Regions from separate parts of the Mus musculus genome. Here all the other regions are linked to region 3. The links are chromatin loops, found by intact Hi-C in ENCODE. Cell type or tissue: heart. All regions are shown on one strand. Region 1 overlaps Ank2 (ankyrin 2, brain). Region 2 overlaps Ank2 (ankyrin 2, brain). Region 3 overlaps Ank2 (ankyrin 2, brain).

What was found. Hi-C counts contacts between places; a loop is a spot of excess contacts. Peaks named below come from ENCODE experiments on the same cell type or tissue, not always from the same donor. Only the 100,000 strongest peaks of a DNase experiment are listed, where the experiment ranks them.
Region 1: a loop joins it to region 3, with 2.2 times the contacts of the local background. A loop is called at or near these places in 5 of 42 quality-filtered maps.
Region 2: it touches region 3 in a loop (2.5-fold over the local background); 20 of 42 quality-filtered maps call a loop at or near these places.

What each region holds. Positions count from the first base shown.
Region 1 is chr3:127,353,858-127,356,357 of GRCm38, reverse strand. The region is part of intron 1 of Ank2 (ankyrin 2, brain); the gene reads left to right. Among named protein-coding and RNA genes, the nearest start is that of Gm52631, 31 kb to the left of the region's middle. In heart, no CTCF peak of the experiment used is centred here; a DNase peak (open chromatin) is centred at 947.
Region 2 is chr3:127,325,403-127,327,902 of GRCm38, reverse strand. The region is part of intron 1 of Ank2 (ankyrin 2, brain); the gene reads left to right. Among named protein-coding and RNA genes, the nearest start is that of Gm52631, 60 kb to the left of the region's middle. In heart, a CTCF peak has its summit at 1,376 (motif pointing left); no DNase peak of the experiment used is centred here.
Region 3 is chr3:127,407,711-127,410,210 of GRCm38, reverse strand. All of the region lies in intron 1 of Ank2 (ankyrin 2, brain), which reads left to right. Among named protein-coding and RNA genes, the nearest start is that of Gm46824, 6.2 kb to the right of the region's middle. In heart, no CTCF peak of the experiment used is centred here; a DNase peak (open chromatin) is centred at 1,180; H3K4me3 peaks cover 1,386 bases; H3K27ac peaks cover 1,170 bases.

The DNA of each region.
Region 1 (2,500 bases), 54 kb after region 3:
AAAAATCAAAATATGAACAAAAGCAGCTTAAAAATAACTTCTGAGGGCCAGCGAGATGGCTTAGTATAGGTTGTCTCCAGGCCTGACAATTCAAGTTCCATCTCAGGAGCCCACGGGGTAGAGGCGAGAACTGACTTCCCAAGTTGTCCCCTGATCTCTGCACTTACCAAGGCACATGTACCCACCCCCATGAATGAAGGAAGGAAAGAAGAAATATTAATCAGAGAAAGTGATAGCTTTTGTTGAAGGTAATTTGGACCCAGTACACAGCTCATTTAACTCATTTAATTTACGTGCACTGGCTCTATAGAGTGCTTTAGCTGTTCCTGTGTTTCTGGCCACAGAGGAGGAGCGGCAATACAATTTCAAAGTTTCCTTTGTTTGTTTGTTTTACTGGTTATGATGTAGACTGTGGGTTGTAGGTTTTGTTGAGAGCAAAGCCATTTATTCTCCAGCGATACATGCTCAACTGCAAACACAAATTTCTGCTACACTGAGTCTGTTGTTTAGTCTTTTCTTTGATAAAGCAAGTCAGAAGTCCAAGAGGTTTTGGAAACAAAGTGCAAACCATTTTCGGCAGAACTGAACACAGAGAGGGGTAGAAGCTTAAAACTTCTCAGTGCATTGAGAGCTCTTACCATGGGGAAGATAATGGAAGTCTGGATGCAGGGACCATTTTTCTCCAAGCAGAGAAAGCTACGCTTTTGAGGTTGTATTTACAATCTCTCAGATGTGGAGAAAGGGGGTTTAAGAGCTTTTGGCTAAGACTCTCGGAGTCTCCCAAGTTTCCAGTTATTTCTGCTTTCACTAGTCCAAGGCATTTTTCACTTCCCTCTTTGTTCAGCCTTGGTCTTGTGGTCGTGGTCACTTACTGCTCCAAGCACAGCCCCTCCCTTGTCTGTCAGACACTTCTTCACTCAGAACAGACCACTCACTTCACTCCTGAGAGAGGAAGTGCCTTACTAACTATACACGGATCTGCAAGGAAGACTGCTACAGGGGCAGGCTCCTTCTCAGCCACGCCTCTGGTTCACACTGGAAACAGAATAACAGAGAAGGCTGTGCTCACACTTTCTATCCCAGCTGCGGAGCTGCTGAGTCTTACCTGACCTACAGTGAGCCTAGAATGCTCTTCCCTAGTTCTCCGACCTGACACTGGGAAAATGGCTGACTGTGTGAATCACATCCAGGCAAAACTGAAACTTTGTTTCCAAAATCCCCTCCTGGTCTCAGGGTTAAATCTCCCTCTTTCTGGCTTTAATGCTCATTGCCCACGACCACCAACTGTCTTTCTTTATTCCGTGTGTCTGGTTTAGGTCTTTGCCCTTGATCAGAATCTTGTCTTAGCTCCATCCTTTCTCTTGCCGCCTAGATTCCCTCTTTTCTTCCAGAGTCCAAGATGTCTTCCAGGCTCAAACCCGGACATGTGAGCCACTGGCTGGCCTCAACAAATGGTCACCTTGATGCAAGATATAGTCATCTGAGAGGAGGAGACCTCAATTAATAAGACTGGGCTGTACATAAGCCTATAGGACATTTTCTTTTCTTTATTCCCCATTCACATTTTCTTTTCTTTATTTTTATTCTTTAATCTTTTAAAAAAATTTATTGAATATTTTCTTTATTTACATTTCAAATGTTATCCCTTTTCCCGGTTCTCCCATCCACCACCTGAAACCCCTATCCCATCTCTCGTCCCCTGCTTCTATGAGGGTGCTCACCCACCCACCCACTCACCCACTCCTGCCTCCTGCCCTCCAATTCCCCTACACCGGGACATTGAGCCTTCACAGGACCAAGGGCCTCTCCTGCCTTTGATACCTGACAAGGCCATCCTCTGCTACATAAGTGGCTGGAGCCATGGGCCCCCCCCCCCCATGTGTACTCTTTGGTTGGTGGTTTAGTCTCTGGGAGCTCTGGGGGGTCTAGTTGGTTGATATTGTTGTTCTTCCTACAGGGTTGCAAACCCCTTCAGCTTCTTCAGTGTTTTCTCTAACTCCTCTATTGGAGACCCCGTGCTCAGTCCAATGGTTAACTGCGAGCATCCCCCTCTGTATTTGTCAGGCTCTGGCAGACTCTCTCAAGAGACAGCTATATCAGGCTCGTGTCAGCATGCACTTCTCGGCATCTACAATAATGTCTGGGTTTGGTGACTATATTTGGGATGGATCCTCAGGTGGGGCAGTCTCTGGATGGCCTTTTCTGCAGTCTCTGCTCCACACTTGGCCTTTGTATTTGCTCCCATGAGTATTTTGTTCTCCTTTCTAAGAAGGACCGAAGCATCCACATTTTGGTCTTCCTTCTTCTTGAGCATCATGTGGTCTGTGAATTTTATCTTGGGTATTTCAAGCTTTTGGGTTAATATTCACTTATCGGTGAGTGCATACCATGTGTGTTCTTTTGTGATTGGGTTACCTCACTCAGGATGATATTTTCTAGTTCCATCCATTTGCGTAAGAATTTCATGAAGTATTTAATAGCTGAGTGGTATTCCATTGTG
Region 2 (2,500 bases), 82 kb after region 3:
CTTGGACTTGTCTTATGCTGGTGTGATAATCATGGGCTTTCTATTTCGGGAATGATGCTTTCATTTACACATCCATGGCTTTGGTTAGTTTTGGGGATGGGTTTTTATGGGAGAACTCTTTCTGTGCCTGCTGTTCTTTAAGATGGAGATCACTTCTCACTCATCACTCCATGCTGCCGGAACTGGAGGTGTGACTCCATAAGCTCCTCAGCTTATACCAAGGCTGCATCCCAATAAACCAGTGGTTCTCAGCCTTCCTGATGCTGTGACTCTTTGATAGATAAATAATACATAAATGTGGATGGTGCTGACCTCCAGCCATAAAATTATTTTCCTTGCAACTTCATAACTGCTACTGTTACGGATCATAATGTAAATGTCTGTGTTCTCCTATGATCTTAGGTGACAAAAGGGTCATTTCGTTCCACCCCCAAAGCCGGTCAGAGCCCTACAGGTTGAGAACTACTGCAATAAACTCATCACAAAAAACAGTCCTAAGGGTGTTTGTCAGCTGCACTATACATTACTGCCACAAAATACCCGATGGAGGCACTTTAAGGAAGAAAATGCTTATTTGGGCTCAAAGTTTCAGAGAAATTCAGTCCTTGAAGGGAAAAACATGGCCGAACTCAAGGCTGTAGGAGCTGTGTCCAGAAGTTCTCTAGTCTAAATGGACCAGGAAGCAAACAGAGCAGAGGCAGAGCCAGGTGTATGCCATTCAAAAGCTCGTGAGCTACTTCTGCACACCCCTACCTCCTCAAGGCTCTCCTGCTCTCAAACCAGGACCGAGAACCAGCGACTGAGGGTTCAAAAAATATGAGCCGATGGGAAACAGTTTAGATTCAAGCCATAACTGTGGAAAACATATTTGATATATTTTAAAGCATTTAGTTACATTTTCAAACATGGTAGCCTAGCAAGCCTACCTTATAAACAGAACACTCACTTTGGCTTAAGAGTTGAGTGCAATCATCTAATTTTAATAAAGTGGGTTTCTAAATACTATACAGAAAATAAGAAACACATTGGCTAAATAATTACAGTCTCACACTGTTGCAGAGTTGAAACATTGTTTATGTGAAGTCATCCCACGTTGGGGACTTTGGACAGAGCCTCCTTGACCAGCCTGCTTCTTTCAGAAGCTGACGATGCTCTGCGAAGTTACTCTGCTCTCACGACATGAAAAACCAGAACAAAATTGTAAATTTTATATCGTGCCAATTGGAGACTTGTTGATAAAAGTCGAGCGCATTTCAGATATCGATTGCATCAGAGCCATGCTGCTTTTGATTGTATCGGAGTCGCCCTGCTATCTATTGATCCAGTCATAGCTGAGCTGGCAGGAATCTATTGCATCATAGTTACACTGCCACCTTCTGCTTAACTAAAGTCATAAGCCCCATGGCATTTTTTTCTAGAAACATCCCTCTCCACAACAGCAGGATCTGTCACACTTATGTGTAATGTGTGATGCTGGTGGTGATGGTGGTGGTGGTGGTGATGATGATGATGACTGCTGGCTGTGTAAGTGTGTGACTTTGTCCTTGAGATCATTCAAACACATCCTCACTTGTTTTCCAGGCCAACAAACTTTCTCATAGCAAAAAATCAGAGCGAGTCAAGGCTGTCTCCAGACACTCTTACACTTAACTAGGAAGGTCCCTGCTGAGCCATTACCCTATAAGGTCTATTGGCATTTTCTGATTTTTTTCCCAATAGCCCATTATGCTTATCTTGTTTAAAAAATGTGAAAAAAAAAGAAGAAATTGACATGTATCCTTTTGGAAAGCATCAGGAAAAAATAAACCATTTTCAATGTGTGGAATCATCTGCGTTCATTCATTTATTGTGGTTTAAAACACTGATTATGGGGCTGTAAGATGGCCTACCCAGTGAAAGTGCTTGACCCACACGCACAACAACCTGAGCTTGATCCCAGAGCCCACAGTGGAAGGAGAAAACAGATTCGTTTCGTGCCAGTGGCCTCTGACTTCCACACAGTACACACTACACATACATGAAACACACACACATATACACACAGTAAAAATAATAATAAAAATATGAAAAGGTCTCCTCTAAATAATGATTATAATAACATTTTTTAAAATACTGCAAATAGAGAGAAAAGAGTGTTATTCTGTACTCAACCTTCTAACAGCTGTTTCTTATATTTATGTATTTAAACTTTATTTTGTGGCTGTGAGGACTGGACATATGCCTTATAAGTTTCTTCTTTTTAAATCATGATTTAAATTAATCATGAAGTTTGCATATTCTTCTTGTTCCAGATCGTTGTTTTTGCTTTTGGTTTTCTTGAGACAAAGTCTTACATAGCATAGGCTGGCTTTGAACTTACTATGATGCTGAGGGTGGCCTTGAACTCCTAATCCTTTACCTCTCCAGTGCCTTATTTATAAGTGTTATTATACACAGCTGAAGTAATAATTGTCCAAACAAGTCCATTTTATTTTCCTGTTGGTGTAATTGGGAAATAGTG
Region 3 (2,500 bases):
GCTACCCAGAGAGACCCCTGTCTTGCAAACAAACAAACAAACAAAATGAAACAGCAACAGCAGCAACAACAAACCCTTAGTGACTTTGAATTTTCTTACCTTAAATTTTGTACTCATTACAATATACCATAATGAAATTAGAATAAAACATGGTTTACCTAACAGCGTTCCAATTTAAAGCCATCTGTGGTGGCTCGTATTTGTAACCCCAGGAATACGAAGATTGAGGCATGGAGGTTGCTGTGAGTTGGGGACTTGCCTGGGCTACAAGGTAAAACCTTGTCTCAAAGGGACAAAGATAAGAAGGGACTGAGGAGGCTCAGTGGAAGGCCCTGGCTGCACAAGGATGAATGGCTGAGTTCTGAACCCCAGCACCATATAAAATGTGGGTGTGGCAGCCACACTGTGACTTCAGTGTGGGGGCACTGGAGAGGAGGAGCCTTGGAAACCCCATTACTTTCTTTTCTTATCACAGGAATGGAAATAGAAATATGCATTCCCCCCTCCCCCATTTTGATAGGCTCCTTGTTGTCAGGTGATTTATGGGTGATTAAATAAATGGTTGGTGGCTAAATGCATTCAGTGCAAATAGGCTTTCTCTATTTCCCCCTGCCCATTTGCTGTGTGGGTCTGTAAGTGTATTTTGGTTGGACTATAGGTGAGCTCTCTCATGATTAGAACTTCATGCTGCACCAAGTCTAATGGTTATGTCCCTGAGGCCTTCCATGAACCATACTGTGATGACTTGCTTAAAGTATGCACACACACACACGCACACACTCACGCACAGGCACACGCATGCATGCACGAGATGGATGATGTGTTGCAAGGTGGTTTGGGCAGTGTCGGTGGCTTTTGCAGATGAGGTCACTCCCATAGCATTGGCATCTTGACTCAGGAGTGGGTCTCCAGTCACTGCTGTGCTTCTGTTACATACAGGTTGTGAATAAATCTAAATGCAAGTGTAGGCTGCTTTACCCTGTCTGCTAGAAACAGAAGGAACCAGACCACCCAAAAATATCTTGTAAGAAAACAACAGTTCCTGACTCTGTACACCACCTGCTCCAATGCAACCCAGGGCTCAGAGTGATGCAACTCACAAGCGTGGAAGGGGCTGGCGGATGGGATGGGCTGTCTCGGGGCTGATCTGATGTCAGAGCAGATCATGTGGTGCTCTGTAGGCAGCTGGGACTGGCCCGCGGGAAGCACATGGATTACAGTCTGAGGCTGTGATGGGAAAGTCGGTTCCTGGGCTGCTGTCTCATACACATCAGCAGGCAGGGAAGCTGGGGACTCCGACTCGCCCTTCTCCGGGCCCCTCCTGCTGCGTGGTCACAGGCAATCGCTGAGAGAAGCTGCTGCTCCAGTAAGTGCTTCAAGAAGGTCTTTGTTCGGAGCGTTTGGGAAGCCGGGAGGAAGTGTTGCTGTGGAAGGGGGGGGATGTTGGAAGCCCTTTGTAAATCGCTCTCGGGATCTGGGCTGGGCAGCATGGTTTTATATGCCATCCCGGGAGGTCAAAGGCAGCGCCCGATGTTCAAGATGGTCCCCAGCCCCGATTTTGGTTTGTTCTTCATGTGATGTGTTTTTCTGATGTGCAGTTTCGGGGGTTTTTCCTTTTTCTTTTGTAATTGCAAGGCAGGTTTTTCTTTTAGACCCGATTAAAGTGAATTGATTTTAGATTCTCTTAACCCTGTGTGGACTTGTTTACTCTGTGGCAAGCGAGGGGCGCAGAGAGGGTGGGAACTCCCTCAGTCAACATCACTGCTTCTTAAGATTCAGGTTGTGTTTGTGCCAAAGGACCATGTAGTGGTTGCCACCCTTCCCTGTTCTGGGGGAGTAGGTGATAAGAGGAGAGGCAGGGTGAAGCCGTAGTGTGGACACTTGATTAGTTTTGCCCAACAGTGGGGTTGCTAGGAGATTGCCCCCCTTTAATGGTTAAATTTTGCACTAGGTACCGTCAGCTGGCAGAACACAGACAGCAGAGGAAAAATGATGGAGTTCTCACTCTGTTTCCCAGCAAACGGATTCTCTTTTCTGCTTCCAAAGCCCAACTAAGGTGCAGCAGAGGGAGAAGTGAAGATTTCTAAGCACTGTTGTTTTGTTTCCTGTTTTATGGATGACAGGAGTGCAGAGCTGCACTCGTGCCTCAGGCATGAGCCTCAGCTCTCCAGCATCTTAGGTGTGGCCTTTTTGGAGCACAAGAACAGAGATGGAATGCCATCTTACTGTTCCTCCCGATACATTATACTCCGTTTCTTTCAGAGGCTGGAAATAAATGTGTGTGCTTGGAAGGCAATAGAAGGGGGATTTAGGAGAACAGATTTGTGTATTTTATCTGGCCTGAGACCCCTCTTCCCTGGGAACTCTTTATAGAGTTTTAGGTCCAGGTATGTGATATCAACTTGAAAGATAACATGCACATAATTATGCCCTGTTTTTAAGCAATGGCGCCCCCACCCCTTTTGGAAAAATAATGAGATAACCTGTTATAAGCAATAGA